Linked DNA regions of Homo sapiens: region 1 is linked to region 2. The links are chromatin loops, found by intact Hi-C in ENCODE. Cell type or tissue: endothelial cell of umbilical vein. All regions are shown on one strand. Links, peaks and the distances in the headings refer to the core of each region. The heading gives the core; the rest is flanking DNA. Region 1 has its middle 15 kb from the start of KCNJ15. Region 2 overlaps LOC124905020 (a long non-coding RNA gene).

What was found. Hi-C counts contacts between places; a loop is a spot of excess contacts. Peaks named below come from ENCODE experiments on the same cell type or tissue, not always from the same donor. Only the 100,000 strongest peaks of a DNase experiment are listed, where the experiment ranks them.
Region 1: a loop joins it to region 2, with 4 times the contacts of the local background. A loop is called at or near these places in 3 of 110 quality-filtered maps.

Annotation. Positions count from the first base shown.
Region 1 is chr21:38,233,332-38,249,904 of GRCh38, forward strand. It overlaps a transcript of KCNJ15 not described here and the pseudogene SPATA20P1. Among named protein-coding and RNA genes, the nearest start is that of KCNJ15, 15 kb to the right of the region's middle. RefSeq lists enhancers at 11,794-11,873, 11,954-12,003. In endothelial cell of umbilical vein, for the core only: no CTCF peak of the experiment used is centred there; DNase peaks (open chromatin) are centred at 6,960, 7,970 and 8,140; H3K27ac peaks cover 2,143 bases.
Region 2 is chr21:38,162,913-38,179,485 of GRCh38, forward strand. It overlaps LOC124905020 (a long non-coding RNA gene), which reads left to right. Exons shown (of 3, transcript XR_007067862.1): 2 at 6,257-6,356; 3 at 7,886-8,788. Among named protein-coding and RNA genes, the nearest start is that of DSCR10, 35 kb to the right of the region's middle. RefSeq lists an enhancer at 8,863-9,157. In endothelial cell of umbilical vein, for the core only: CTCF peaks have their summits at 7,496 and 9,374 (motif pointing right); DNase peaks (open chromatin) are centred at 7,529, 8,009 and 9,099; H3K27ac peaks cover 2,433 bases.

The DNA of each region.
Region 1 (16,573 bases), core at 3,184-11,183, 70 kb after region 2:
CCTCTGTGGACAATATATAGCTGAATCTTGTTTTTTTATCCAATTTAACAACTTATGCCTTTTGATTTGACTGTTTAATCCATTCACATTGCATAATTATTACTGTGATTGGATATATGTCTGCCATTTTACTCTTTGCTTTCTATATGTCTCATATCACATTTTGTTCCTCTGTTCCACCTTTATTACTTTCTTTTGTATTAAATTAATGTTTGAAGTATAATATTTTAATTTTTAGTGATTTTTAGTATATTTTTAGCTGTTTTCTTAGTGGTTGCCCTAGGGCTGTGTAGACTGACTAAGAAAAAAGAGAGAAGACTCAAATTATTAAAATCAAGAATTAAAGAGGGAATATCATCACTAATTTTACAGAAATAAAAATTATTATAAGGGAATAGTATGAACAGTTTATATATTAACTTATCAGAATGATGTGTACTACCTTAATGCAAGTAAAATATAGACACTTTACTCTTACATAGCTCTATTCTCTCTTCCTCTTTTTTAATATTGTTATTATACATATTACCTATATATATGTAACGAACCTAAAAATATATTGTTATAATTATTACTTTATATAGTTTTATGTCTTTTAAAGAAGCTGAGAGAAGAAAGGAGAGAAATACGTATTTGTAGAATTTCTTTCATTAATCTTCTTATTTATCCTTTCTGAGTCTCTTCATTTATTTCCTGTGCATTCAGGTTACCAACAGTTGTCAGCTTCCTCCAACACAGCTCCACTCCCTTTCACCTCCTTTGGGCTCTTTTTGATAAATATGTTAGATTTTATCTTTGTTATAAGCCCTAGATTATATTTTGAGTGAAAGGTCTACACCAAGCTTGTCCAACCTGCGGCCTGGGGACCACATGTAGCCCAGGATGGCTTTGAATGTGGCCCAACACAAATTCATAAACTTTCTTAAGACATTGAGGGTTTCTTTTTTTCTCATGAGCTATTTTTAGTGTTAGTGTATTTTATGTGGCCCAAGACAATTCTTCTTCTTCCAATGTGGCCTAGGGAAGCCAAAAGATTGGACACCCTTGTGTCCAATTATTCTACACAATATAGAAAAATGATTACTTACTGCAGCCCTGGGTTCCTGGCCGACTAAAGAGAAACACCCAATAGAAACAACTTCCTTCTAGCAAGAATTAACAATGGTAATTAAGAGACTTTGTAACTTTGTGATCTGTTCAAAAGACTGCCCAAGGCTAAGCCTAAAGGAACTTTCCAAGTTATTAACGAGAGTTTCACAACTCTGGAGCCTTTTATGAACAGGACAGCAATGCACTGAAACTATCACAACTGCTTCAATGTCTGATATTCCTATGGTTATAGAGAACCAACATGAATATTGCAGTTAGAATTACTAGAGAGCTCTTTTTCTTATATAAACACTTCAACAAATATGAGTTTATGCATAAAGACATCTTTTTTCAGAAGCTGAATAATGAGCAAATCCTTTTTTACAATGTTTTATATTTTTGAATTTTAAAATTTGTTCAGCATCCCGAGTCAGACAAGTAAGAATGAAATCAAACGCAAATCTGGCAACAGAGATGTTTTGTGACTCATGAGTAAGCCATTCAGGTACAGACAATACCTGTCAGGCAGGTTGGGTGTGTTGCTAGATCACTTTCTCCATGCTCAAACACAGATATGATGTCTCGACACCCACATAAGGTATTTCATGCTAAAATCAAGAAATACTGGGAGTTCCACTGAGACCTTAACTTTCAGGAAAAATAAAATCAGTGTACTCATTGAAGAGTAGCTATAATCACTCTTTGGACACAGAAACGTTGCACTCTTTTTTGAAGGTTCTTTCTTGAAGCAGACGTTTCTTTCCATTTCTTTTTTTGTCAGAAAATCATTTCACAAACTGCTTTGAGATTTAACTAAATTTCTTATTTTTTTTTTTTTAAAGTTGAGCTGGGACTGGGCATGGTGGCTCACTCCTGTGATCCCAGCACTTTGGGAGGCCGAGGTTGGTGGATCAAATGAGGTCAGGAGTTTCAGACCAGCCTGGCCAACATGGTGAATCCTCGTCTCTACTAAACATACGAAAATTAGCTGGGCGTCGTGGCACGCGCCTGTAATCCCAGCTACTCAGGAGGCTGAGTCAGGAGAATGGCTTGAACCTGGGAGGTGGAGGTTGCAGTGAGCCAAAGTCGTGCCACTGCACTCCAGCCCAGGCAACAGAGCAAGACTTCATCTCAAGCAAAAAAACAAACAAAAAAAGTTGAGCTGGAATTTGAGCTTATTTATTATTCCTTGAAAATCAAGTGTAGATACCCTCGATTGCTACCATAGGGAGTGCCACAGCAAGAGCTCAGTGAGTATAATTTGTCCTCCTGTTTTTTTCTTTGTTTTGATTGCACATTTACTCTATCAATAATATGAATGTTTCAAATTTTGTCTTTGAAATGTGGACTAGCAAAATTACTAAGATACTGAGTACTTAAAGTTACTTATAAAATACCGCTTAAAGATATCAACATCTGTTCATCTGTAAAGCACTCTAGAAGTTGTTTGCAATTTTTACTGACAACTAAGTGAAATATAAAGATAAAACATTTGGATCTTTGATGAGCTTCAATTAGAAATGTTTTTTTCCAGAATATATCATTTTTCTAATGATAAATGGTTTAGATTGTGTTAATATTTCTGTTCCACAATTGTATTATTTCCTTTTGCCCATAGACTTTTTATTCATGCATTTCTTCAAAAAATAAATATTATATTGTTTCATCCCAATGCTTATATGGAGGCCCAGGAGGCTCTGCATCCCAACCCCTCTGTTTTCTGTCTTACCTGCCAGGTCAGGATGAGAAATGCCATTGGGCTTATTGAGGCAGGGATGGTGAGTCTAGCTTTCAGTTTCCTGTACCTGGCTGACATGATTTTCTTCACCGTCACTTGCTCTGGCTGGTATTTGTATCCATATAGAAAAATATAAACATAACAAAAGCTTTGGACAAATGAAATCAAATTCTAATTCTATTAGAAGGCACCTGATGTCATTCTCTTAATGACTTTTTAGAGTATTACTGCACAAATACCCTCCACCAGGGGGTAGGGGAGGAAGCCTGTATTCTCCTCTGTCTGCATATCTAGTACTTTGCTAGTGGCTGACTTGGTGCTCCATAAACATGCCGTTTCTTCCTGACACTTTCATTTTCTTAAGCCCATTAACAGCATGAGATAGACACATATGGGTGGATTCCCAAGTCAGATGCTTTGTTCTGAAACTATCTTTAAAATCTACTGTAGACTGATTTTCAGACCATTTTCCAGTGATGGAAACAGGCTCTCCCTGTGAATTTATGCAGCCTTGTTTCCCCTAACGTTTCACCCAAAATGAGGTTAGCCCTGGAAATTCCAGTGTCCCTTAGCTACAGGGGCCCTCCACTGAGAATGGCTTACTCCTATGTGTGGTACAAGTATTATGTTTGTTGCCTGTTCACATCCCAGGAAAAATACTGATTTCTGCTCCTGAAGTCATAAAAGATTATTCAATCATAAGCCTTATGTTTGGGATTATCTTCAACTATAAGCGGCTGCACACATTCAGCTTGTTCTTCCTGACTGAAGGGTCCAGAAGCAGACAGTCTATGGGTGGGAGGGTAACTCACAATGTCACCAGGGACCCAGTTCCTTTTCATTTCTACTCAGTCATCCTTGGCACAGGCGTGGTACTCTGTGTTACAAGAGGGCTGTTTGGTCCACCAGCAGCAAGAGGAAGGGAAAGGGGCAATGGGCAAAGATGACATGTCTATTGGCAAACTCTTCTAAAGAGATTTCCCAGAGGCAGGACGAACTTCTCACCCAAAATTTGGTTCAGATGTTGAGACTGATGATACCATATATGAATCCACTAAGAAAGTATGGAAAGGTTTATTGCTTACATAATGATCCAAAAATAGCTTTAGAATCCAGAGAAGAGAGACTGGCTTGGCGTTTATTGTGGGTAGAGATGAGGCTGGGGTGAAGGCTTTTGCACAGGGGTAGAGGCTTGTGGGGTTTAAATTTCCCACCAATTCCAAAGGAGGGAGCACCTGGGCCTTCTTTTCAGCTTCCTGGATATGGAACAAAAGGAGAAGAGGGAGTAATGAGATTTGAATGCAGCCAGACATCAGAAATGTAGTCAGACTCTTTATTGCACTGTCTCAATACCCTTCTCCTGGCATCTTACAGCAGGCTGAGAAATGTGGTGTTTTAGTGGCCACAATGGAGGGCTGTTAGCACAGGAGTGCAGGATGGAGGTGAGCGGGGGGGCAGGCAGCAGACTCTGCCAGCCCAGCCATCTCGTCTTTCCTGCTGACCTCCATTCAAAGATGAAAAGTGACCTTGGCTGTCCACAAGGATCAATGGTGTTGAGGTACCTGGCTCACTTTTGTTACATAACCAAGTCCAGTGAACTACAGTAATGTAGCCTTTTCCAAAGCTTGAAGGAGCAAGAGGAAAACCATGAGAAGGAAGAAGAGAGCTACCCTTTGGGACACAGCAGGGCCCAGTGAGTGTGTTCAGCTATAAATATGGGCATCCTAAAGATCCATCGCAATGGTATGTCCTTCTGTTAATTGCAAAGACAAAGGGAACACACAAGCTAAAAACAACAACAAGAACAACAGTAACAATAACGATAGAAAGCAAAACAGCCTAATTCTGTCCTCTAGGCTGGAGACTGTAATTTTTTCCCCACCGTAGGATACTGTTAAGTTTATTCTAGGGTGAGTGGGTGCCCAAGGGAGGCAGTGAGTATGGCTGAAGTCACCTGGTGGCAGGGTGCTCAGGGATGGCCACAAGTTCTACACGGCCCTGCAGGACCTGAGTCTTTAGTCAGTTGGGAAGCTCTACCTTCTGCCCCAGCCCAAGAGGGTTGGGGCAGTCACGGATGTAGCAGTTTTCGTAATTCACAGGGATCCATGATGAGCATTGAGCAGGCTTGATTCTCACACACATACGCAGTGGCCTGGTCTTCCTGCCTTCGGAGGGTACTCAGGAAAGGCAGCCAGTGGGACAGGAAACTCGAGGGGTCCCCATCAGCCAGAATCAGCACCATGTTAGGAATGTAGACAGGGTGGACGCACTGCACCAGAACTTTGGTGTCCTTGGCCTGGCGGTCTCCACAGATGGTGATCTGCCTGAGGGTCTGCTGCTGGGCTGAGAGGGCACGGACCATCTCCGGCAATGCCACCGGGACATGGTGCATGTGCTGGGAGAAGGCAGTCACTAGGCACACACACTTGTCCATCCAGTCCTTGTGACTCGTGAAGCTGTGCAACCAGAGCGGGTTGTGGGCTGACACGGAATTGGCGCTGGGCTCTGGAGACTGTAATGTTTTAAACTCTAGGAGGAATGTCCTCTGAAAGATTGTTCAGAAGAGGAAGTTGTTTTCCCCACTGGAAGGAAAAGAGGGGAGAAGAGTCAGAATGATTAGATAAAAGTGCTTTCCAATATGTTATTGTCCAGAGCGTGGTGTAGAAAAACAAAAGTATAGTAAAAAATGATTCTCCCTTTCAGTTCTCTCTTTAACCTTTCTCTCTCTCTCACATTTTTGTACTCAGATGTTGCTCCCTGCTTAAAAATAATTCTGCAGTTGAAAAGCAAGTCACTTGGGAAGATCTGCAAGTTAAAGCCCTACCAATAGTTTTCAAATATGACAATAAATGTCTGGGTGGTGATGAAGGGTGACTTGCAGAAGCACCATTTTCCATTGAGAAGGTGGTTATTGGCTTGCTATTAGAGGAGGAAGAAAAGATCTATGTTTATGGTGCTGATGGAGAAGCATTCAGAACTAGCTGCTTTTGTGTTTAATATTTCAGTGAGGCAGGTGTCCCTAAAGGCATGTTGACACTTACCTCTAAGGATTCAACCAGAAATCTCTTTGATTTGACATTTATTTTACAACTTTGATGTTTGTGACCACTGCTCAGTTCCCACAGGTTGCTGTTTGACCACGACAAGGTCACAAAGCCACGAAGCCATAAAATATGTTCAATTCAATAGCTAGTTATGGCTCTCGGCTCAGGGACCCCACCTCCCCAAAAACTAGCAGTCTAGAGGACTCCCTTGGCAGAGAATCTGAGCACATGCGTTCTGCGAAGCCTCTTCTGGGGTCCTGATTTATTTTTATTTTTTCACTTTCTCCCCTTTATTCTCTTGATGAGCTTCAAAAAAAAATTCCATTGCAGCTGGCAAGGCCGAAAAGGTACTTAATTTCAACCACATTTTTGGTACCCTAGGAAAACTAATTAGAAATAATATACAGAGAACAAGGTATGGCATAGATGCACAAGATCTTTGCAGGCCAGTGAGCAAACCAAAGATACGAGAAATCGTAGGTCTGCCAACCTTATCTTAAAGTAAAAAATTGAGTTACAAACAAAATACAAGTGCCACCACTCCTAGTGTGGAGAAGTCAGCTTGGGCCCATATCCCAACTTTAAGTAAAGTAGAAAACATTTATTTTATGTCTGCTTTGCCGTGACTGCCCTACAGTGGAAACAGGACATTTTTGCCATGAATTTATCATTTGATGCAGATGTTTGGCTCAAGTTTCCTGATCTTGTCAGCAAAGTTGACGTTAAAACATTAGAACAAGAATTGTGGTTTATTTACGTTTTCTTACAAGGTGTAAATTTGCATATATGAGCTTTGTTTTTATTGCAGCCTCTTAGCCTCTAGTTTTGGAGTGTATGCCCTATTTTTTCTCCATGAATAGTTTGATAGTTGTACTTAAATTTATGGGTTCTTTCTACCTCTTTCTACCTTTATTTCTCCAAGTACCAGCACATTTTATTACAGTGATTGCTGCTTTCCTGTTATTTTTTTAATGGCCATCAAGAAATATAGACTCCCATCGTAGCATTGCAGGTGGCTAACCCCATCTTGACCTCTAGACTTTTCTAAGTCTGCAAAGAATAAAAACAAGGAGGAATTTGCAAAGTTCATCAAGTCTAGACCTTCCTTAGAGGCCTAATGATTATATTTGAAGCCACTCTGGCCAGTTTTCCTGATTGGAAATGGTTAAAAAGTAGCTAGGAAGTTCTGAAAAAGCAAAAGTGGTTAAGATAACAAGTTAAGCATTAGCAAGGAAGTTTTTCTTCAGTTCAAGTATTAATACATGGTCTGGGCTTTAGGAGTAATTTTACACCAGTTGTCTGTTTTCCTTTCAGAGGTGGATGGAAAGTTGTTCTCAAAATGCATCTGAGTTGTTGAATATCCATTATGTTACAGGGAAGCCATTCCTTCTTCCAAAACAGTTTTAATTTTTATGGAGTCTAAGTTAAAACAGGAACATTTATTTTCTTATGGGTAAAGTTCCTGGAATGCTCTATTACATGGATTTAGTACATTTTTTGACCAAATAACACTTGACCAAACATTATTTTCAAAATTGATCTCTCTTTAAAAAACAAAAAGATTTAAAAATATGGTTCCTTTTGCTGATGAGCATCATACTTTGGCATTTAGTCTGTAAAACCTTGGCATTTAGTCTGTCTTCCTGGAGCTCAGTTTCTTGAAATGCACATCTCGCATTCAGGGCTTTCATACTCAACAGGTGGTACCAGCCACTGGTGTTCTGCTTATAATAAAAATGATACATGTGTATTAATATTGCTCTTGAAGTTAATAAACACACCCAAATCTGGTTAATTTGTTCAAATTATTGACAGATTCTCTGTGATTTACCAGGATTAATGAGTATGCAAATACAAGGAAGAATGCCCAGGATAGAGAACATCATGGAACATATTGTACTTTATTGTAAAATAAAAATAGCCCTGGACAGCCCATGGAATGCGTTCTAACAGCATAATCAGTTCTTTACTGTGGTTTTCCTGCCAGGCGGGGAGCCCTGTGTCACACAGGGTGGGTGCCAAGTGTCTGGTTTGCGCTTTGGTAAGATTTTTCTTTTTCTTCCTGATAATTTTCAGGTTTGCAGTTTCTCCAAGTGCAAAACATCCAAGCCACCCTCCCTCTGCAGTGGAGTATTGATTTTGTTCTAGATTTCTCAGCAAAGGTTGGGATATTAGAGTTCAAAACACAAGTGGGCAGGGTGAGCCCACAGTCTCTGTGACGGGGCCTGCTGGACACTCCCAGTCTGCCGGCGAATGGCAGAGGCCTGGGACAGCACGGTGGAATTTTCATCTCGTGCAAATGAACTTGGCCTCTTAGATCCAGGTCCTCTGCTACCAACAGTGAATTTGTTACAGTGTGAAATGCTGAGGCAACTACCTAAATAAATCTGGGCAAAATATACTATCGAAGCAATCTGGGATTTCCACCCTTCATGAATTATCTCACATTTTAGTCTAAATTGTTTAAGAATGACTTGCTCACGGCTGGGCATGGAGGCTCATGCCTGTAATCATAGCACTTTGGGAGGCCAAGGAGGGCGGATTGCTTGAGCTCAGGAGTTTGAGACCAGTCTGGGCAACATGGTGAAACCCCGTCTCTACTAAAATACAAAAAAAATTAGCTGGACATTGTGATGGGCACCTGTAATCCCAGCTACTTGGAAGACTGAGGCAGGAGAATCGCTTGAACCAGGGAGGTGGAAGTTGCAGTGAGCCAAGATTATGCCACTGCCCTTCAGCCTGGGTGACAGAGCAAGACTCCATCTAAAAAAAAAAAAAAAAAAAAAATGGCTTTCTCCCTTGCTCCCTTTTTGCCCTCTGTCCACATGGTCCCAGAGTCGGTGTTTGAAAAGCGGCTTTCCACTGTCCAGAGAGGATTATTCTTAACAGGCTGATGATCCTGGAGCCCACGGCCACACTTCTGGGCTCTAGTCACCTCTAATCCACGTTGTGATAATTGGTCATTTTGTTTTGTGCAGGCAAGACTTGGATGTGCAATTTTCATACCATCTCTTGATTGTTTACCCAAACAGAAAATGTAACCAGGGAACCAGCAATATGGTAGTTATGCACTTCCCAAATCAACTTGAAGTTGATCCTAAATGCACGCTGTTTCCACTGCTGCTTCTCTGATGCAGGTTCTGCCCCAGTGATAGTGAGCTGGGGTTACTGTGAACCAAGATTGCACACGGGGCTATATGTGGAAACTCCGACCCCATGGTGCCTGCCACACACTCACACACATACTCTTTGAGACCCAACCAAACCAGCACTCAGAGGCAAAGAGTTTAAAGAGGTGGGGCTTTATCCAACATTGGAACCATTTTAAATTCCCCAAGTAGCTCCATTTCAAGTTCTTCAGATGGCCTATGAAGATCGATAGGACGTCTTTCCCTAAGCCCTTGCCCTCGTGCCTCTCCTGACACACGCCCAGCATCTCTCTTCTGGAGGCCTTCCCTGCTAAAGCTCTTTCTGTGCAACTTCTTGGCTGACTCCTCCATCCCCAGGAGGCTCTATCTAACAGCAGCCTCATCAGGGACACCTTCCCCTCCTGCCACCTGCTCTGTGTTCCCCCAGCCCACATCTTCATTACACAAACTATTTGTATGCTCACTTATAAGCTTAAGGGAAAGAGACAGTAAGCTCGTCTGGGTAGGAAGTCTGTTTTGTTTACTGCAGTCTCCATATCCTATGGAAGGGTGCCGGGCCCACTGTAGATGCTAAATTAAAACCTGGTAAATGTTGAACAAATAAAATGATTAAATCAAATGGTGTAGTATGCAAGGAAGAAACAAAGATAGGGATTCAAGCCCTGCCTCTCTACCTGGCTGTGTGACTTCAGCTCAGTTATTGAACTTCTCTTGCTTTTAATCTTCTTATCATTATAATTACTGAGATTTGGGCCACGTTTTTAGAAAGTTAAGATTTTGTGTGGCTTTTTGAGCTTTGACACTTTAAAATTGTTTATCTTCTTTTCTGATTTTTTTTTTCCTGCTGGGCTGTAATTTTCTTAAGGGCAGGATTATTAAAGATGCATCTGTTTATTTCCTGAAATTCACAGGACAACACTTACACTCAGGTGCTCAATAATCATTTGTTGGAAATAACCTGTTTTGTTTTTTCCCCAGAAAGCCTGTTTCAAAAGGTGTATTTTATAGTATTTGATCTGCTAGATCGAGGGTTGGCAAACTTTTTCTGAAAGAAGTCCAGGCAGTAAATATTTTGAGTTTCGCGGCCATACTTTTTGAGATGGAGTATCACCCAGGCTGGAATGCAGTGGCGTGATCTCGGCTCACTGCAACCCCCACCTCCCAGGTTCAAGCTATTCTCCTGCCTCAGCCTCCCAAGTAGCTGGGATTACAGGAGCCTGCCACCATGCCCTGCTAATTTTTGTATTTTTAGTAAAGACGGGGTTTTGTCATGTTGGCCAGGCTGGTCTCGAGCTCCTGACCTCAGGTGATCTGCCCGCCTCGGCCTTCCAAAGTGCTGGGATTATAGGCGTGAGCCACCATGCCCAGCCTATATTTCTTTATCACAACTCTGCAACTCTGCCATTTTAGCCTGAAAACAGCCATAAACAATTTGTGAACAAATGGGCATGGCTGTCTTGAAATGAAACTTTATTTGCAAAAAACAAATGACAGGCTGCATTTGACCTGGGAGCTATAGTTTGCTGGCCCAGCACTAGACGGTTATTGTCATAAAATAACCATTTTCTAAAAACGAACTCTTTGTTTCCACTGTGTTTCTGAGTAAGTTACATGAGATCATTTAAGTTTCATTTCTATTGTTGGCCATTTGTTATATGAATAAAGATTTGCTAAGTGACCCTCAAGCTTGGGTCTTTATTTCATTTTTAGATTATATAAGGCTTGACCCACTTAAGAAATGTAACCGTCTTTTTATTTCTCCTATTAATTTTTTTTTTGTCTTTGTGACTATCTTGTTTATACAAACTGAACCTGAGACAAAGCCGCTAGTGACTGCTTTTTGTGGTTAAACTGGTTTCGAACCCACCAAAGTCTAGAAGAGGGAAAGAAAGAATTGTACCAGATTTGATGTGTTTTGTGTAACGTAAGCCAGATTGTACCTCCTTCTCTCTCTCCCAGGTCTGTATACAACTTAGGACCAAGAGGTGGACTTTGGTGTCTTAGTTCAAGCTCTAAAAATACCAGGGAAGCAGGGACCACGACACATCCCAGGCTTGGTGCAGAAACCTGACCTGAATTGGACCTTAAGATCAGAATATAGATCTATTGTCTTTCCTCACCTGGCTGTTACCAAACTAACTTCCGCATCTCCTGGGAGTGCTTTCTATTTCATCCAGGCAGTGCCCTTATCTGATCTGGAGTGGGTTTATCTCTGGGAGAGCTATTGAAGTGCCTGACAGGAGAGGACACTAAGAGTACCTCCAGTCTCCAACTGCCTCCTCCGGCAGAACTGAGCAAGTCCTAACCATGCCAAAAACATCATTATCTCTGGTTCCATCTTAGTCCCTGCACACCCTAGGATTCAAGGACTCAAGTAAGTTGGGGAGGGGAACATCTTTTCACCCCTGGAAAACCTTGTCTCCTCCCAAGCCCTGGGAGGGGAGAACTGCTGCTAATGAGATGCTGGTAGTTAGTCTTGTAATTTTTACAGTATTATCTGCAGAATGAATGACTACCAGCAGGTACTCTGAATCTCTTTTCTTTCTAATAAGATGTAATCAACGAACCAGATTGTGGCCTTGGAGCTGACCAAAGGATCAGCTAAAGGAATTGGACACATCCTGAGCTAGTTAACACATGGGTATTGTCGGTCTAAGATGCTCTTTAGGGGCTAGTGACTCATTCATGATGTGCAGGAAATGGCACAGACACCTCCATGACCACAGAAGGTTTCTACAGGCGCCGTCATCACAGGGTCTACAAACAGAAGGAAGTCAGAGAGAGAGGCTCAGGGGAAGGCAAGGCGGGGCTGGAGACCTGGATTCTACGTCGGAGTTTACCGCATCCTGGTTCTATTCCCAAAGTCCTCTCTGTGTGGCCATATGCCTGATTCTCAGCCTGGCTTCATTCCAGTCATCTCAGGATCTTACAAACAACATTGATGTCCAGGCCCCACCCCAGACCAATGAAATCAGAATCTCTTGGACATTAAAAAAAAAAATGAGTGATTCTTTCTGGGTGATTCTAATATGTGGTCAGGGTTGAGGCCACTGCTTTACTTCATTACATCATGACACTAAAAATACTACTGGAAAGAAAAAAGGAGGGCTACCATCTGCCTTCCAATCTCTTCAGCTGGGAACCTCTTCATAAGACTGTATCTGAAACCAGGATACGAGATCCTTATAAGTAATTCCATTTATAATAACAAAGAAAGAAAAGAAAGAAAGAAAGAGAGAGAGAGAAAGAAAGAAAGGAGGGAAGGAAGGAGAGAGGAAGGAAGGGAAGGGAAAGAGAGACAGAGAAAGGAAAGAAGAAAGAAAGAAGGAAAGGGAAGAAAGAAAGAAGGAAAGGAAAGAAAGAAAGAGAGAGAAAGAGAAAGGAAGGAAGGAGAAAGAGAATGAAAGGTGTTTACAGCTGGAAATCAAACAGAACTTTGCCTGACACATGTTCATTTTTGGCCATTTTTGCCTTTTTTGTGGTGTGAACCATTAGTTCAGCCCAGTTAACCCTGAGACCACCCACAAAGACTGAATTCAGAGGTGGCTGTCCAGTACAGTGATTCAAGGTGAGGCCTGTGAAGTGAGATCAAGATTTGAATTTCTGCTTCTCAGTTCACCAACTATTTGACCTTGGGCAAGTGACTTAATTCAAGACTTAGTTTTATCATTTATAAAGTAAGAAGAATAATACCTGTCTTACATACTCTGATTTGTTGATATGATAGTCAATATGCTATAAGAATAAATTAATAATTAAATGACACGGTAGACATAAGGCATTTAAATCTAATTCCTGATCCACAGCAAACCTTCAACAAATAGCAGCTGTTATCATCAGAGCTAAAACGAATCATGTATCTAGGCTAGGGTCTGGTTTCTTTGCTGTTTTGGATAATGGCTTAGGAATAAGAATAATGCCCACTGAAGAAGTCTTGATTTTTCTTAAAGCTCTAAGCTCACTAGAGTTTTTTGCGTGTTGCCAATTTCAATCAGATCCAGGAGTATTGGTTACTGTTGGCCTATATGATGAAGATTAACTTTTGGAAGAATCTTTCTGTGGAATGCAGGCCAAAAGAATTCTGAGGCTGCTTTTGATTTGCTTTGAGTTCGTTGCAGCTAATGTGAAGGATGCAAATATTTCTATATTCCCTACTATCTGCTTGGGGTCTTCAAGAGATGAGTTACAGTGACCTGGAGGTAACATTTTAAAAATGCTAGTTAAGATTAGTGTTAAAAACACAGACAAAGTCTGAATCTCTCCAATGCTTGATTTTAATTTTTAAAAAAGAGGAACATATTACAAAGGAAGCAGAATTTCAACATAATCTTTAGATGGTAAATTATGTTTTACATTAGTCTGCATTATTACCACAATACTTGCACCTGGCTGGTATGAGGAGTGTGTGTGTGGGTTAAAGGGAGCTGTTATTTACCTGCTTATCTATCAGACTGGTAATACCAATCTCACTCTGCAAATTTAACATCAGGGATTTACTGTTCATAATAGAATAAATGCATATTGAGAACCACACTTGAACTTAGCCCTTCTGACAGGAAACTTTCAAAGTTAGAAGTTACACTGAGCTTGAATTTTAAGAGAGAGGAAAAGTCATTTAATAAAACTAAAAAATGAAGGATGGATGGATGGATGGATGCATAGGTAGATGGATGGATGCATAAGTGGATGGATGGATGGATGGGTGAATGGATGGATGGATGGATGGATGGATGGATGGATGGATGGATGCATGGATGGATGGATGGATGGATGGATGCATGGATGGATGGATGGATGGATGCATGGATGTATAGGTATATGGATGGATGGACAGATGGATGGATGGATGCATAGGTAGATGGATGGATGGATAAATGGATTGATGGATGGATGGATGGATGGATGGATAAATGGATGTATGGCTAAATGGATAGATGGATAGATGCATAGGTGGATGGATGGATCGATGGGTAAATGGATGGATGGATAGATGCATAGGTGGATGGATGGATGGATGGATGGATGGATGAATGGATGTATGGATAAACGGATGGATAGATGGATAAATGGATGGTTGGATAGATGCATAGGTGGATGGATGTATGGATGAATGGATGTATGGATAAACGGATGGATAGATGGATAAATGGATGGTTGGATAGATGCATAGGTGGATGGATGGATGGATGGATGGATGGATGGATGGATGGATGGATGGAAAGATGCATGCATGCATAGGTAGATAAATGGATGAATGGATATGTAGGTAGATGGATGGATTGATTGAATAAAATGCTGAAGTTAATAGAATCCTCTGTTACTCTGTATGCCCATATGTTCTTCATGGCCACATGTAAGGTTAGCCTTATGATGAAAGATTGGCATCAGTATTGTCATTTTTATTTCAGCTTGTGCCTAGGTTACATGTTCTCATATGTTCCCCATAAACATTCACATGGTCCAGTGTGCAACTATGAAAGAAGCTTCCCATCACCTGTGCCTCCCAATCTCACCCCACTCACTGCAATCTGAGGAAGAAATCCAACACCAAACAAACACTAGAAAGCACCTTGCTGGCGTGGGCTTCCTGTTAACTAAACTAAAATTCCATCTCTAGGACTCAGTGAACTGACAAGTGTTATTGCTTCCAAACTTGGGCTATGTTCACTCCATCCAGGTGCATTTCTACAATTCAAGTAAACATTTTCACTGTAAACTTATTGCTAGTAAGAGCACACCACATCACAAGGAACAGCAAATAGCAGACATATCTTTGCGCCTTCACACAGCAGCACAGAAATTATATCTGGTACTTGATTCAGTGTCAGGTGGTATAAGCACTTCATCAACAAATGAAGAACAGAAGGGGTAACTGAGCAGCGACAAATATTTCGTTAAGTTCTGTAACCAAGATAAGAGATAGATTCTCACACTTGATTGCTGGGAATACACACATCCTATAAAAGCCAAGAAAGTTAGAAAGTTAACTAAGTGGCACAAACTTTATAGCTTATCAGTACAATGCAAGGCACTTCAGGAAAACTGGCATGATAAAGCTTGGTTTCCTAGGAACAAGCTAATTAAATTATATTTATTCAAGTAATCTAAACTATTTAACTATTCAAGTGGTTGGACAATAAAAGAACTAGAATAAGACTCAGAAAAGCCTAGTACCTACATTGCTCTCCCTGGGAGGTGCAGCAGCACTTTGAGGGCATGCAAATTGTTTAAGATATTTTAAGGCAGCTCAGGATCTCTGCATACATTCTAGTGAAAACAGCAGATCTTGAAGGAACTGGAGTGCACGGCTTCTGTGTCCCACAATTCAAACATGAGAGGAGATGAGAACTCCTGTATTATAAGATGGCTTTGCACATGATTGTTCCTAGAGGTGAGTTTTCAGGCAAAACAGAGGGAGCTCCCTGTCTGAGTGCAACCAGCAGGAAGAGGACCTTGATGCTGGCCACCTTTGCCCCTCACCATGGAGCTGCATTCCCTGATGTCTTCTGACAGAACACACGTGGTGCAGGACAATTCCCATGCCTTCCCTTCTCCAAACTGCATAAGGACCCTGGGAGGTAAACTGTTTTTCTCAGTTCACTAGTGCAAAACCATCTCAGATAAGTCAATCCGCTTGCCTCAGATCATTGAGTTAGTAAGTAGCAGCTCTAGAATTTGAATCTATAGCTAAGACCAAACCTACATTTCTCCCTTGCACCCCCAATGGACTTTACTCCTTGCCAGAAAGAAAGAATATAACCATTTAGTGTCCCAAGGCAAGAATTACAGCTTCGGTTCAATTTTGCTGTTGGTGTCCACACTGTAAAATGAGATTTGACTGGCAAGATAAGACATACCACTGAGCAATTTGAAAAACAAAACATAATGACTTTTGCCCAAGAGATTGCAATGATTGTTTAAATTGATAACCCAAGTACTTTTTCTGATGTGCGTACTAGGTGATATATGTTATTTACTGATTGATAAATGGTAAGGCTGCACCTTTAGAATTACTGCTGCCTACTAAGTACACACAGATTTCAGAAGGGAAGTAAGCAGAGGTGAGTTTTCAGTCATAACTCAACTATCACTCTGAGTTAGGGTGACCACAATGGCAAACCAAAGCCAGTGGAACAGAATGGATGACAGATAGGAAATATTCTCCAGCATGTGATCAGGAATAAATGCATGGAGGTGAAACAACTCCAGGAATTTTTCTTAATGAAGAAGTAAAGAAAACACAGTCACTGCATGTCTAGTCTGTATAGGTGTGGTCAAACACCAAGGAAACTAAAGACTGTATGTTTGACTTTAATTTCAGAAGCCTGACTTTGGCTCAGTCATAATTCTCTAGCTTTTATTCTTCAGGTCAGACAGTCAAGGAGAAGAAAAATAAGAAAAACCAGTACCCTATTATTAGGCATTCTTTATCATCTCTTTTTCAGCTGGAGTCTCCATCATCTCTACGTGCACATTTGATAAGCTGAAGTGCAATGATAGAATAAGATGATCTTGGACAGCTTTCTCTTTGAATTCATTTTTAGCTTAATGTA
Region 2 (16,573 bases), core at 3,773-11,772:
AAAGTGATGGGATTATAGGCATGAGCTACTGTGCCTGGCCATCCTAAACATTTGGACTTCAGATTCGTTATTTGTGAAATGGAAAGTGAAGTCATCATAAAATCTCTTTCAACGTATTGGAAGGAAGATTAAATAAACTTATAATAGGTGAACACTTTTTGTAAACTCTACAGTGGTGTACAAATGGGATGTGTTAACTTTATATACTGTTGTTGTCAGTCCAGTGATTCCCAAAAGGTGACCAGGGAACCCTAGCTCCTCAGGGATAACAAGCAAAGCCAGTATCCTTTTCAGCCTCAGAACTTACCAGAGCCTTTGATGTGCTAATGAGCACTGGAACACTCTGTAAAAGAGGAGCATGGTTTGTGGCATTTCCCAAATACATTTGTCCAGAATCTTCTGTCAGAGAACTCCTTAAAGGATTCACGTTTTAGTGGGGCACCCACTGGAAAACACTGGGCTATCATGTGGACTGGGCCTACATGGGTTTATTTGGTAGACATGGTGCCCTGCTCACCCATCCTCTTCAGCCTCTCTCCCTCGTCATGCAGGCAGTGCTTTCCTGAAGAGTAACAATGAGGAGATGGGAGAAAGTAGATTATCTGTTTCTTAACTGGCTCTTTACCTCTCAAATAACCTTCCTCTTTGGGGCATTTTTGCACAGTTCTCTCTAGATTTAATGCATTGAGGGCAAAATAATTAACCCAAGACTGATTGCCATAGTTATTATTATTGTTCTCCTCCTCCTCGTCCTCCTCCTTTTCCTCCTCCTTCCTCTTTCTCTTCTCCTCCTCCAACTTCTCCTTCTACTCCTGCTCCTGCTCCTTCTCCTTCTTCTTCATCTCTGTCTTTTTCTTCTCTTCTTCCTCCCACTTCTTTTTTTTAAACTCAACTATGTGATGATTTCTTCTTTTACAACAATTTTATTGTCATAGTTTGGCATAGTTTACAAATTTTCAATGAAATATAAACCCTAAAATTTAAAATATTGCTCTAAGAATTTTTAAAAATAGAGTCATCTTTAAGTGCAAAGGGGCATATTATTCAAATTCAATTTTGAAGTTTATGTTTGTACCTTTCCTGGGGTTAGGGGCCATTTTAGAACATGGTAATCATGGACAGTATCTGATGGTACTGGTGGCCATTTCAATAGCTGTTAGCTGCAAATTCAACAAGTATAGGATACCTGTCTCCTTCTTGGGACTTTCATGGCATACCCCTTTTCCCAATAATGCTGTGTGGTAAAAAATAATAGTAATAATAATGCTGTGAGGTTCAGAGAGACTGAATAACTCTCAAAAGTCATGTAAAAAAGATATATGACAGAGTTACTATTTGAACAAAGGTTTTCAGACTCCCAGGTATTCCCTGCAAAGAGAAGGTATGAGGAACAACCCCTTTGTCTCTGTGACCCCACAGAAGCCTCTGGGACCCCACTTTCTGATTCTTCCTCCTATTCCTTTTTGTCTTTGATCTGCTTCTATTTCTCCTCTCCCTTTTCCTCTTGTCTTTTATCTGATCCTTGCCAATCGTGCTCTCCAAAATGAAGAACCTATGATCCCTCGATTGTTGACAACCTGAGAACATTTCTTGCCCTACCCAGGACAGAAGGAAATGACATAAAAACATTTTATTCATTGGGTGAAATGGGATTATTTTTGAGCTGCTCTGTTCAACATCAGTGAGGCTGCTCAATAAAGAGAAGAGGAAACCTGGCATAAAAGAAGAAACTGGGCTTCAGCTTTGCATGCATATACATGTTTATTGCAGCACTATTCACAATAGCTGCAAAGACATAGAATAAACCCAGATGCCCATCAATGGTGGATTGGATAAAGAAAATGTGGTACAATACACCACGGAATACTGTGCAGCCATAAAAAAAGAAAATTATGTCCTTTGCACCAACATGGGTGCAGCTGGAAGCCATTCTCCTAAGTGAATTAGTGCAGAAACAGAAAACCAAATACCACATGTTCTTACTTATAAATGAGAGCTAAACATTGGGTACCCATTGATATAATGACAGGAAGAGCAGACACTGGGGACTCCAAACATGGGGAGGGAGGGAGGAGAGTAAGGACTGATAAACTACCAATTGACTACTATGTTTACTCCTTGGGTGACGGGTTCAATTGAAGCCAAAACCTTAGCATCATATCCATATAACAAATGTACACATGTACCCCCAGAACTAATATTTTTAAAAAAATAAGAAACATTTCCTCCCAGAGACAGTGTCCTAATGTGGTTTTATCAGAGTCGGTTCTTCCTGGTGGGAGATAATAAATAATGGCATCTTATCCAGAAGACTTCATCAAGTACCTGAAGTTTACTCTGGGAACATCTGGGCTGTAGCCCCTCCTTCCAAGGAGCTCTGGGATCAACTTCTGATACTGAGAAGCGTGAAGTTCGAATTCAACTTTAGCCTTGTTATGCTTGTGTGTGCACTTTCACACTTATTGTTAAGGGATTCGTGAGTGGCTGAGGAGAGGAGACACAGAAGACTCCCTTTCTTTGTAATGTGCAAAAAACCATAGAGAATCAGTAAATGCAGATGAATGGGAATATAAAGCACTTACTGTTCTTATGGTTCAAAGGTTTTAGAACAGGCACATCCACCTTTACTCAGCCACAACCAAGAAGACTGGAATTCAGAAGCACACTCGACCTCTAAGCCTGCCTTTCTCATCATGCTGTCTCACACTTCTCCCTGGATAAATAAAGGCGACCTGTGCCCTAGCATTGATAATGATGCTGGGGACAAAGTCAAGCTCCGACAGTGTTGGGACAGTCTCTGGAGTCTGCCTGGGCCCTGGCGCCTGAAATGGCCTGGCTGGTCCTTAGGCCGGGCCACCTTGCCTGCCTGTTTTCTGGTTTCTTTCCCTCCTGGGCCATCTGTTTTTCACCTGCCTGATGGCTGCAGTCTGCTTTCCATCTGGTCATCGTTCCAAAAACATGGGAAGCAGAATATGACAAATGGTGATAAATGGAAAGAAAGGAGTCACAGAGGTTTCAGCGTTGATCATCCACAGATTTACCAGCCATTATAAAATTTGGCTCCTGCTTATTCATTTTCATCTGCATGCCAAAAGCAATCGATTGTAGAAAAGACCCGCATTCTTTGTCTATTTTACTTGCCAAGTCAGTTGGAGTCCAGATGGTGACACTGACCTTTGCAGAGTTCCTCATTCTTCCCAGGAAATGTACATTCGAGGAAAAGTCAAGCCTCTTACCACTTTAGTGGTACCATTAAGAGGGTGGTTGGGGAACCTGGATTATTTTAAATGCATACACGCACACACACCAAGCCTGGAACATGCTGCTTGCTCTTATCATCAAGAGTGTTATAATTTTGGGCTGGCTGGAAAGCAAAAGCTCCAAGTTAGAAAGCAATCTGTTCCACCCCTGCCCCCTCACCCTCCCTGAAGCCAGACGGCTGTAGTGCAGCTTTCTCCTCTTCAGACACACACCGGGTTGGAGCCTGTTAAATTGCATCGGCACTGACTGGACCTCACAGAGGCCCATGTTCTATGCCCCTCCGGGAACCCTCATTGGCTTTTGGATACTTTCCTTGCTACTCCGAGTTCGCCAAATGCTGTGATAGACCCTTGTAAGGTCACAAGAGTGCAACAATGAGAGAAAAAAAAAGCTGTGATTCTAAAACTGAACCACACTCCTACATTATCAGGATTTTTCCATTTTCCAGTGAGAGTGGAATAGAGAAGACTTTCTGCCCTGGAGCCTGGTTCCTTTCCATGGATCTTAACAACAGGGGGAAATAGTAGACCCTGCACCTGCAGGAGGAGGAGGGTCTGGGGAAAGACAAAGCTGGGATTAACCTCATGCTACTAGTTATAAAGAATGATTTGGAAGGATCAGTATCACCCAAATTAGCTATTTGCCAAACACTGAATATCTATCAACTGATAACCACCCTCTTATTATTGAAATAATTTTGTTTTCATAAATCCAGTTCTAATTCAAGAAGATGCCGTTTCATGTGAACTCCATCAGATTACAGCTCTCCAGGCACAAGGGGTCGCTGGCTTAGAATCAAAGCACATGTCCAGATTTCCTCCTCCTCACTTTTCTTCTTGGTTGTTTATAGATGCGAAATTCTCTTTCCTTGCTTCTCCATTCTGTGGCTTTAGGGATTTAGAAGAACAAGAGCTAAATCCTTACTTTGTGTCAGGGTCCGTAACAAAGGCTTCACACGTCTTAACATGTTGAGTCCTCAGAGCAAAGGCATGGAGAGGGATATACTATTATCATCCCCATTTTACATATGAGGACATCAGGGCACAGATAGGTTAACTTGCCCAAGGTCACAGGCTAGTATGTGTGGGTTTGAACCAAGGCCATGGAGCTCCAGGATTTGTGCTCCTAAACATGTTGCTGTGGTCCCCCTTAGAATGTAGAGCAAGAGTTCTCAGCTGGGGGTGATTTTGCATTTGGCAGGGGCCCTCTACTTTAGCACTGTCTGGAGACATTGTTGATTGTCACAGGTGGAGAAGCACTCCTGGAATCTCGTGAGTGGAGGCCAGGCTGGAGATGCTGCTAAACATCCTCTAATGTACAGGGCAGCTCCCCTCAGCATAGAACTCTCCTCCCTCAAGTATCAATAATGCTGACATTGAAAAAAACCCCGATGAAAAGAAATCACCGGACACATACACAGAAATGTACACAGATGTATAAATAGTAAATCAATCAATCAATCTATCTCTGTTGATCCACCTATCTAGCTAGCTACCTATGTCTTCCTTCTGCTCCCAGAAGACAGCTAAAAGGTTTACTCTTTTGAAAGGGCCTTTAAAGTATTCACTATTTTGAAAGCTTTTAGTAGTAATTTTCATATAAGAGTTATAGAGTAAAGTGATTTACAAGTTATTGTTCCTTGAAAATATAGTGGTGTGTGTGTGTAGTAGGGATGGCTCCCACTTTAGTTCCTGTGGACTTTCCCTTTGGCTGTGGAAAGTCCAGGTCATTCCCTAAGACCTTGTACCTGTGATTTTTGTCTCCACTTGGCCTTTGAGAAAAAAGCTGGGCCAGGACAGGTCATCTGGCCAAGGCCAAGTTCTCAGTCATTTTAATTCTAATTACATCCAGCTTACATTACACATTATGTTAATATCACACTCCATCATGTTACAGCAATATACATTATGTAATATATTAATAGACATTACCTATTCTGTTATTAGCACATGACATTAATACACCTTATATTAACACACATTAAATATTACATCAATACACATTACATGCTACATTGACAGCACATTACAAATTACATTAATAACACATTGCAAATTACACTAATGCATACTACATATCACAGTGATGCACACTACCTATCACATTAGTAACACCTTCCATATTACATGATTAACACATTACATCTTATATTTATACACATTATATATTACATTCATAATGCACTCGATATTACATAACACATTACATATAATGTAATTATATGGAATATATGATTAACACATTACATATTGCATTAATGCACATTACACATTATATTAATATGTACATCCTGATGCCTGGTTGAAGGAAGCTCATTCTTTCTGGAGTCCCCAACTCTAATATTCCTGGTCACCTCCAGTCCTAGTTGTCACCTGCAGCTGATCTAGACAACGCTGGTTTCTCAAAGAGCTGACAGTTCCCCCAAGGGCAGCTCCCTCCCAGGCAAGCACAGGCCCCTTGGCTGCCTGGGAAGTTCTCCATGTTCTTCACCCTAGCTTGCTTCACGGCCCACAGACATCCCCTTTGTGCTGTGCTTACCCAGTGGGGTCCTGGTCCTTTGGGGTCACCCCCACAGCTGCTCTACTACAGCCTACATGGCTGACCAGGGAGACAGGTGAAGCGATGTCAGTGCTTGACAACTCACACGGCCCAGCGAGCCATTCCTCAATGCTGATCAGTTCCCACAAGTAACAGGCTCTGGCTGAGTGAAGGAGATGGTGCAGGTGCAGGTCAAGACAGGGTCACTGCCCTTCTGGAGCTTGGGTCTAGCAGGAGAGCGGAGTAGAGGTAAGACTTTAATTAAAAGACCCATTGATAACTTGGAATTAAGGGTGATGTGCTGTTATATCTAGCTGTGAGGAAAAAGATCATTTGGTTTCAGTTCTTAGACCTGGGTGCTGGGCTTGGGGAAGCTTGTCCAACTCTTCTTTCCCTCCAGGTGAGTTCTGTCTTGAGGCCTCTCTTTCATTTGTTCCCCCTGCTCTGTGGTTTCTAGGTGCATTGCCCATCCTTCAGAGAGCTCTGTGTGAATCCATAAAAGGTGCTTAAAGCTTTTCACTCCATGAAGCCTCATCTGTCTCATGAAAGCAATAAATGTAAGTGGACATTTGGGAGGAAATGTTTGCTTTGCATGCTCATAACTGGATGGCTCATTTGGATGGAGATTGCCCCAGACATCCATGTAAGTCCTCCATCCTAGTAGACAGCAAACTACTGCAGCACGAACCATATTACATTACTAACACACTACAAATTATACTGATACACACTACATATCACAATAATTCACATTACATATTACATTAGTAACATCCTCCATATTACATGATTAACTCATTACACCTTATATGAGCTGGTTTGTGCTGCTCCCTATGTAAGCACCCTCTGTAATTCCATCAGGATCTCAAAGGTCTGGAGCTCAGGTTCAGCCACAGTACCTGCAATGCAATGAAATTAATGGTATTATGATAGTAATGATATGATAATATTAATGCAGGCTGTTGTGCAGTACACCTACTAAGGTTCTGGGAAATAGAATCCACAAGACATGATATACACCTTATCCTTCCTTTTCCTCCAAAACACTGCCACGATCTATCAACACCATCATTTAACAGATGTTGAAAGAAAGACTCTAAAAAATAACTTGCCCAAGGCCAGTCAGTGAGTTGGCTGCAAACTCTCTGTCTTTCCCCATTTCTTCCTTTTCTCTATTCCACGTAGTATTTAAGTCATCACCTCCTGTTCACCCCACAGTGCTCAGCTCTGCCACCCCTCACTCACTGGAGCACCAGTGCTCAGGTCACCCACTATGCCTACCTTGCACATCCCACCTCTGGCTGCACCCACAGGCTCACGCTAGGCAGGGAAGGGCAGGTAAGGGCATCAGGCATTGTGCCCTTCCATAGCCAGGCTCATGGAGGGCTTTCTGAGCAGAGATTCTAATTCTGCCAGCTGACCTGGTAGAAGCCCCCAGGCTGCAGCCCTGTTCTGCCCACTTCCACTCCCATGCATAGGGACATCCACAACATCCACACTCCAGGTAACTGAATCCACCTCCCCACTGCAGCATTTCAGAAGATGCTAAGTGCAGGATGAACCACACACTTCCTTCTCCAAACTGGGCCACTTTTGAGAGTAAAAGAGGCATTATTAATAACTGAGACAACAGGTGGATGCTGGACATATGTCATTCACCCTGTTTGACAAACTCCTGTCGCCTCTCACCAGCAGAGGAGGCTGTGAGACCAGAAGACTTGGAAGGAAGTGGCAGGCACTGATTGTTTCTAAGGGAGCTGGGTTGGATCCTCGTTTTGTGTGGTTGGGAGGCTGGCAGCTGGCAGTCCCCTCAAGCCAAGCATGATGTAGTGGGGGTAGGTTATCTTTCTTCTCACTGCCTTAGTGTCCTCAGGATTGCCTTGGGGCCACTTTTCTTGTCATCAGGAAGTGAGCAGGACCACAGCTGATGACCCTCAGCCTGTCATTTTGGTGCAATCCAGGGTTTAACTGGCCGGGGAGTAAAGGGGACTGTTGCACCATTCCAGGCTGGCTGAGCCTTGTATCTCACCTCCCCACATCTCTGTATCCCTGGGGCTAAATGGGGCTGTTTCCATGCTCCTTCTAGAAGCTTCTCCAGCACCAGCCTTCCCCCAAACCAGAACAAGAGCATTGATCTACACCCAAGAGGAGCAGGAATCAGCAGAAACACAATGGAACAAACTGATATGCCATCTAGTGGAAACACAGAAAGCCTCAAATGAAAATCTCAGCCAAAATGAGGCCACTCAACCAGTGTCCAGTGAATCAAGTTTCTGACAAAAGTCAGCTAAATCAAACACCTCTGTGTTTCACCCTTTTTGATGGCAACGCCTTAAATGTGACTGCTGCTCAGAAAGCCAAGTAAAGAAAATATAATGGGGCTGCTATTGGCTCATTCCGAATCAGGCATTTTCTCTCAGGTCAGCATTTGGGATCAGAATTTTGATTACATAATATTGTCGAAGGCAACAGAAAAGGACCATTGACTCACAGGGTGTTACAGCTGATAAAGGACTTCAGAATTAATCAACAAACATTGAGGCAACATTAACTAAAGGTCAAGAACTATTCTAACCACCTTATAAATATTTATTCACTTAATTCTCACAGCAGCCCTATATATAAGCACTAGCATTATCTCCACTTGACAGATAAGGAAACTGAGGCATGAAAAAGTTAAGAAAGGTGCTCAGGGACACACAGCTGATAAGGCTTCGCACCCGTTTGGTTAGGCTCGGAAGCCACTGCACCATGCCCAAGGTCACAGAGCAAGGAGTCCAAGCAGTATTTCCCTTACTCAGAGATATGAATAGCCAGAAACACTTAGGATGTTTGGTTTTACAACCCACAACCTCCTCCCCCACCTTCGCCAAAAGATAAACTATTTTCTTTTTTTCTGGAACTTACCTAACATAACATAATCTACATAAATCTACAAAATAATGTTGTTCATGAGAAAGGCATATTCGATTCAAGCTTATCCACCTTAAACTGCTTCTGCATAACCAACCTAGACGTATACAGAGTCCCTTCTGTTAGTTCCTTTGATGGATTTTTGCTTTTTTTCTCCTGAAAGTAAAAAGCAGGAACATATACTGTGATTTATTAGGTTTTGCATCTGTGACAAGGAATGCAGTCCTAGAGAGGGCGGTAATTAGCTAATGCTTCTGGAATGCTGCTTCCTTCCCACCAGCCCCTGGAGGTCAGCAGGCCAGGGGCGAAGGCAGCTTTGTCCTGCCCCTATGGGAGGTTGTGTTTCTCGACCCAGTGTCTTGAGTTTGCTTCGGGGCCGGCATCTATGGAGAGCAGGGAGCATTTGCACTCCTTGGGGAAGAGGCATGAGGAGGGGCAGCGGTGTCCTAAGCTCCTAGTGACTCAGTCTATTCTTGACCTGCCATCACAGGGATGAGTTTGGCCTGAATGAAAGTCACACACCCTGAGCAGGCTCTGAGGTTTGGTTTAGTCCACAGTTTTTCAACCTCAGGACTATTGACGTTTTGTCGTGGGGCTACTGGATGCACTGTGAAATGTTAACAGCATCCCTGACCCTCCACCACTAGATGCCAGTAATGGCTGTAACCGTAATAGGTTCGCTGCCTGATGGGCAGCCAGCAAGTCAGTACACCGAGACAGCCAGTTGCAGCAGAGAAAGAGGGTTCATTGCAGAGCCGCTGAATAAGACGGGAGGAAACCTCAAATTTGTCTCCCCGAGGAGTTTTAGGGTTAGGGTTTTTAAGGGTTTTAGAGTTGACCAAAGTGTGGAGATCAGTGGTTGATCGAAGAGTGCAGGGTGAAGGCATTGGACAAGAAGATGAAGACGCTGTATTCTCATACTGATTCAGTTCCTCTGTGAGGTGAGGGTCTTCTAACTGGTTGGTGTGAGCTGTTCCACTGGAATTCAGGATCTGAAAAGCATCTTAAGCAATTTTTTTTTTTTTTTTTTGAGACAGAGTCTCACTCTGTCATCCAGGCTAGAGTGCAGTGGTGCGATCTCGGCTCCCTGCAAGTTCCACCTCCCGGGTTGACGCCATTCTCCTGCTTCAGCCTCCCGAGTAGCTGGGACTACAGGCGCCCACCACCACGCCCAGCTAATTTTTTGTATTTTTACTAGAGACGGGGTTTCACTGTGTTAGCCAGGATGGTCTCGATCTCCTGACTTCATGATCAGCCCGCCTCGGCCTCCCAAAGTGCTGGGATTACAGGCGTGAGCCACTGCGCCTGGCCACATCTTAAGCAATTTTTAAGCAAAAGCCTTGTGATTCTAACCTCAGAGATGCTATCTATAAGAACAACAGGGATACAGATGGTCAGTGTCTAGGCCTACCTGACTTTCTGTTACAAGGAAGTGGGCCGAAGTGCAGCCTGATTAATGCTTAATTATAACTATATTTCTGTACAGAATTCTTGTTAAGAATTATTGGGTCCAGGATTGACCTAATTTTCCCAAATTATTTAAGATTAATTATAACATGGCCTCTCAGATTGGTTCAAGGGTAGAGTGAGGGGGACCATGCCATTTGGGAAGAGCCATTCAGACATGTCTAATAAGTAAGCATTGCTTTTCTCTACCTTACTCAATATTCTTTACAGATTTCAGAAACAGCCTAAAACAACATTCCACACATTGAATGCATATACTAGTTCACAGTGAGGCCCTAGAGTACTGGAAGCAAAGCTGGGAAAAATTAAAATTCTAAATCTTCTACACAGTAAATGCAAACATGAACTGGACATTCCTCATTTCTTCCATATTTCCTTTTCTACCATCTTTAGCCTATTCTCAGCCTCAGATGGACTGACGCATTAAAGCTCCAGAGTGTGGGTAATTTATGGAACTTGAAAAATGCATGTCTGGGAGCCATGGAGAGAGGGGGAAAGGGCAGTCCCAATCAGACCCTCAGTCTCCTCTTTGTCTTTCATGTACTCTCTAATGTCTACTCCATTGAGTGTACTCTTGGTACCCAACTCCTTTAATGGGAGAAGCTTTCAGCTGTTGCTCAGGGTATTGCTGCTCATATGCACTAAAGCCATTGAGCACACTATTCAGGGGACCCTCACCAGCCCTCTTGGATATTTGCACTATTGGTGGTCCTGAGGTGACCTCAAGGATGAGTCATAGGAGTTAGTCAATCTTTCAAAGGGAGTGTCTGTTCCCTCTGCTGGGAGATCGTGTGTTATTTGATGCAAATTTTCAATACAAACCCACTTTAAATACAGAAGACATCCCAGATGGAAAGGAAAAACCTTTTCAGACAGCTATTCTTCAATTTGGTTTCTGGAGGCATAATTTTCTTCGATGGTAGGCAGAATTCTAAGATGACTTGTGCCTTGAATAATCCCTTCCTCTTGAGTAGGGGCAAGAGCTGTGGATATGATGGGATCTCACTTTGTGTTATAATGTATGGCAAAAGGGACTTCTGCAGATGCAATTAAGGTCTCTTAACAGATGAGTTAAGGTAAAGGGAGACTGCCCCGGTTGGGCCTTATCTAATCAGGTGAATTCTTATGGTCTTAAAGTCTGAGACAGAAGTCAGAGAGAGGCATGTTCCTGCTGGCCTGGAAGAAGAAAGCAGCCACAGTAGCTAGAACCAAAGAGTGGTCTGAGAGCTGAAAGCAGCCTCAGCCCAGGAGCCAGCAAGAAAATGGGGACCTCAGTGCTACAATCAGAAGGAACTGAATTCTGCCAGCAACCAGAGAGCTGGAAGAGGGCCCTAAGCCTCAGATGACCTTCCAGCCCTGGCTCAATAACTTATGTTGTTTTAAGTCACTAGGTCTATACGTAATTTGTTATCTGGCAATAGAAAATCAATGCACCTTCATTTTATTTTGTTGCTAAATTGGATATTCACTGTATTTTCTTATTTGCTTTGTTCTTGATGCTCTGGCATCTAGGGCCTTGTTGACAGGAGGAAACCACCCTTCCCAAGGCTTTACTATCCCAAAGATTGTAAAGGACTTGCCCTGGAGCATGCTTTTCATATGAAAACTAACCAATCCAGAGGCCTTACTTTGAACCACCTTCTCTCTCTGGCTCTTACACTCCAGGAGGTAATGTTCCTCTGCTCTGATCATCTCAGGACCAGGTACCAGACAGCTAGAGACAGCCCCTATACCCTGGAGCCTATCAAAATTACTTAATCTAGCAGATCATACACCTACCTAGTCTGTTTACCCTGCCTCACCTGTTCCTTCCCATGAAAACCACAATAAAGATGTCTGCCTCTGCTTTCCCCATTTCCCCACTCTGCTTCCTTATAAACTTTGGTCCTTCCATTTGTAGCCCCTCCTCTTGGGAACTGTGAATAACAAACTATCTTGTCAGTAACAGTCATCGTCTGATTTGTTGGCCTCACCATACTGGAATAATAATAAAACCTATTTAAAACAAACTGTTAGGATCGTTTTGCTTATACATTTCTTCTCTATGTGTTCTACTCAGATCCTCCCAAACTTCAGAAGTGTCAAAAAATACTAAATGCAGATTATTAAATCTTGACCTTAATTAGGTTCCATTGTGAATTTTTTAAATAAAAAGATTGTTTTAGTATTAAAAAAATTCTTCACAAGGGATAACAAGCACATCTTGGCTTTTGTCCCTTCTTACAGATTTTTAGCATAAGCTGAAAGAAAAATAAAACTATGGGAAAGATTTTGCCAGACAAAACAGAACAATAGGCAGAGTTCCATGTAAAATGCCTGATTGGTGCAGGCAGCCAGTATCCTCTAATGGAAAAATTCACAAATGTAACAAAAATAAATGGTGCATCATACATTATGTTTGTCAATACTTTTGTGATGATTTATGCTAGAATGGCAAGCCAGAGATTGCCTAATTTTATGTCCTATGCTTTAAGACCAGCCTCCCATACTTTCCTGAACGTCTGAAGAGCTTACAAAAGGGCTTTTGCTTTGTTTTACTCAAAGAAAAGTGAACTCCTTCTCTTACTAATGATTTGAGCATTTTCCTCTCAGGAAACAAATAATATTTAAGCAAGTGATTTAGCATGACACTATTTTTTGCTTCTAATGTAAAAGGCCTATTACTTACAAAGAAAAACTAGATATTTATAAATAAATTATTTTGTTAATAATGTGCTGTTCCTTTACACATCTTATTATCTTGTATTAATAGCTCTAGCCATACTGACATTTTTAGTTTTATCTATACATGATATTTTCTCTAAGAGGCAGATTTTAGAGGCCAGTCAAGCATTTGGATATAATTTTGTGCAAGGATTTTTTTTAATTTACAAATAATGGTATCACATACCTGAGCATCTGCAAATAAATTGGTAACTGCTATAGTTACAAATAAACACACACTCATGTATGCACACACAACCATGATCATAAACATATCCCTGTGCCTCTCCCTTTTCTATGCACACCTCATACATATAGGGGGTATGTATGTGTATACCTGTGTGTGTGTGCGTGCATGTTTTTAATACTAAAACAATCTTTTTATTTAAAAAATTTGCAATGGAACCTAATTAAGGCCAAGATTTAATAATCTGCATTTAGTATTTTTTGACACTTCTGAAGTTTGGGAGGATCTGAGTAGAACACATAGAGAAGAAATGTATAAGCAAAATGACCCTAACAGTTTGTTTTAAATAGGTTTTATTATGTTTGTGTGTGATACTCTTATCAACTAATTGGGCAGTAGATTTTGTATTATGGCAAACATATCACTTTAGAATTTGACATGCCTGTGACTGACACCCACACTACAGCATACTTACTTCATCATTGTAACTTTGGATATTTTAACATATTTGGATGTTCATTTATTTTTACAACAGGAAGAATAATTCCTATCTCACCAAGTTACTAAGACGGTTAAATATGGCTCCACCTGCCTGAAATCCTTTTTCTCCTGACCATCCACACTGATGTCTTCTTGTCCTTTGAATGTCGCTCACTGTTGTAGAAAGGGTAACCCTGACTAATTAGCTAACATAGCCATCTAATGACTGTTATATCTCTTGATTCATAGCACTTGTTTATGTCTGCTTTGATCATATTCATTTCATTAAATATATATCTTACTCCCTCTGTAAGAGAACAAATGCTGTGAGAACAGGACCTTGTTTGACATGTTCATTATTCTAGCATCCAGTGCCTGAAAACATGCCTGACACATAGTAGTCACTTGATCAATATTTGTATGAAGGAAAGAAGGAAGGAAGAAAGGAATAAAAGGAAGAAGAGGGGTTTGGTGGGAGGGAGAAAGGGAGGGAAGGACAAAGGAGTGTGAAAAAGAGGGATGAAGGGAGGCAGGAAGAAGTTTAAATGTCCAACACAATGACTAACACATTACATAGGCACTCAATATACTTCAATTTTCTATTTTGTAATCTGTGAATTTTGGTAAGTTTCTTAAACTCTTTAGGCCTCGCTTATCTTATCTGTAATAATGGTACATGCAGTACCATCCATTAGGATTGTTATAAGGAATAAATGGAAAACAAAGAAATAAATGCAGAGTATATTGCACTGTGCAGAACTATATACTCATTAAATATTACATATTAATATTTTTGTTACTTCCCCCAAATGATATCATCGGACACAAACTTCTGAGTTCAATTAGAATTTATAACTTACGGATATGAATTTGTTCAAATAGTGTTATATTTCCTTTTATAAAAATAACCATTTGAGATATATGAAACTTGAACTCTTGGCCTCAAGTGGTTCTCCTGCCTCAGCCTCCCAAAATGCTGAAATTACAGGCATGAGCCACTATGCCTGGCCATTTGTGATGTAATTAATAAGCAATCAAGGAAATACTTAACTGTACTTATAATTATTAAGTTAATGTGACCAAAGTTAAACTTTAATACAAGGAATGTGTGAGCCCTTAACTAAAAATTATAATCCCTCTGCTTGTTTGATGGCTGAATCAAATAAACCATAAGAAAACCACTAGAAAATTATACTTGTTTTCAATACATCCTTATACTTCTGAATAGATAAAGAAGCCACCTTAAGTTTTTATTAAGAACAGTTTTTCTAACCGCAAACAAGAATAAAACAATAAGGTAAAATGCCACCAGAAAATGAAAACGTGAGTAATGACTTTCTTTTCATTGCCTGATGGGTATAGAGGGTTATTTTTTCCCGTACAGCATAGTTTAATTTTTTTTCATTTCTTATAATGAAATTACTGAGGTACTTTAATGAAGATTTCCTGCAAAATAGATTAAAACTTACAAAGTGATACAAGATTTGTGCTTTCAGCCAGAAATTGTCTTTTAATTGGCCAGTACAAAGACAAGAGAAGCTAAGGGAAATGGAATACCATTTGTGTCATTTCCATCACACCATTTCTTATTCTCAGCACTTACTGAGTGTGTAACTGCTGAGAGATTTGCCAGGTGTTCACTCACAGATTGATAGCTCCATGTATAATTCCAAATGATAGAGATGGAGTGTTGTGTCCTCTGATAGCAGAAGCAGCAGCCACTGCCTTCCCCACAAACCTGTCACAAAGAAATCAGTGGGGATTGGATTTTGCCCTGACCTGGATAAAAGGACACTTCATCACAGCAACAGCCTGCTGGGAGAGGAGGGAATAGACCCTGCTCTTGCTGCTGCAGATGCCTGCAAAGGATCTTTACTTGGAGGGGTCTTGGAGCTCCTTTCTCCGCAGCTACACCAAGTGGCCAGGTATATGTGCACATATACAGTAGCCACCTGCTTTCACTGTTGCATGTTACGCAATGAATCTCACCATGGGAGTGAAGATGCTTCTGGTTCTTCAAAGTGAGACAGGAAGAGGAAGAAGAAGAAGAGGAGGAAGAGGAGGAAGAAGAGGAAGAAGAAGGAGGAGGAGGAGGGAAGAGAAGAAGAAGGAGGACGAGGAGGAGGAGGAGGCGGTGGCAGTGGCGGTGGAGGAGGAGGAGGGGGAGGAGGAGGGGGAGGAGGGGGAGGAGGAGGGGGTGGAGGAGGAAGAAGAAGGAAGAAGAGGAAGGAAGAAGAAGAAAGAAGAAGAAAGAAGAAGGAAGAAGAAGAAGAAAGAAGAAGGAAGAAGAAGAAAGAAGAAGAAGAACACTGTTTGGTGGGAGCTATATTCCAGGCTCCATAGCTGGTTACTCCAAGTGAAGAAAATGCGGCTTCAAGAGGTTGTGAGGCTTACGTGGCAGGATGAGGGAAGTGAGGGTATGGGCATTTATGTGATGTAGCAGCAGCAGCTTGTCCCAGTGGGAAAACCTCACCCTGAGAGGTCATGGGAAATCCCGAGAACCACATAGCACTTCCCATCCTCCATCTTTCCTTTCAGTACAGTTCCCCACAATCTCTACTACCACCCCCACCCTCTGCACCAGGCTCTTATCTACGTTTTTTGGAAAGAAGACCATCAGTTCAACAAATGAGCATAAAACAAGACTCTCACAGCTGGAGCCTCTCCCACAGTTTGCGCTTTCTCCTGAGAGACTCTTTGATCTCTCCTGCCATTGTCTTGGGGCCATCCCAGTGGTTCTTCAGACATGCCTGAATATGTCTACATTCCACCAGCAAATGCCCAGACTGAGGGTCACACACCTACCCACACAGACACAAAAATAATCTCACTCATCAACAGTGGTGCACTAAGTCTAAGGTTACAAGGAACAGTGACACACAGGAAGTGTGCTGTCAGATAAGAGAGTTATACACTTCAAGGGACAACCAAAGTGGACTCTGATGAGGACCTGCATGGAAGGGTCCTGGTGTCTGTGCGTGAACACTGGAGGGACACTTAGGTCTGTGAGGCCTCAGGAAAGGC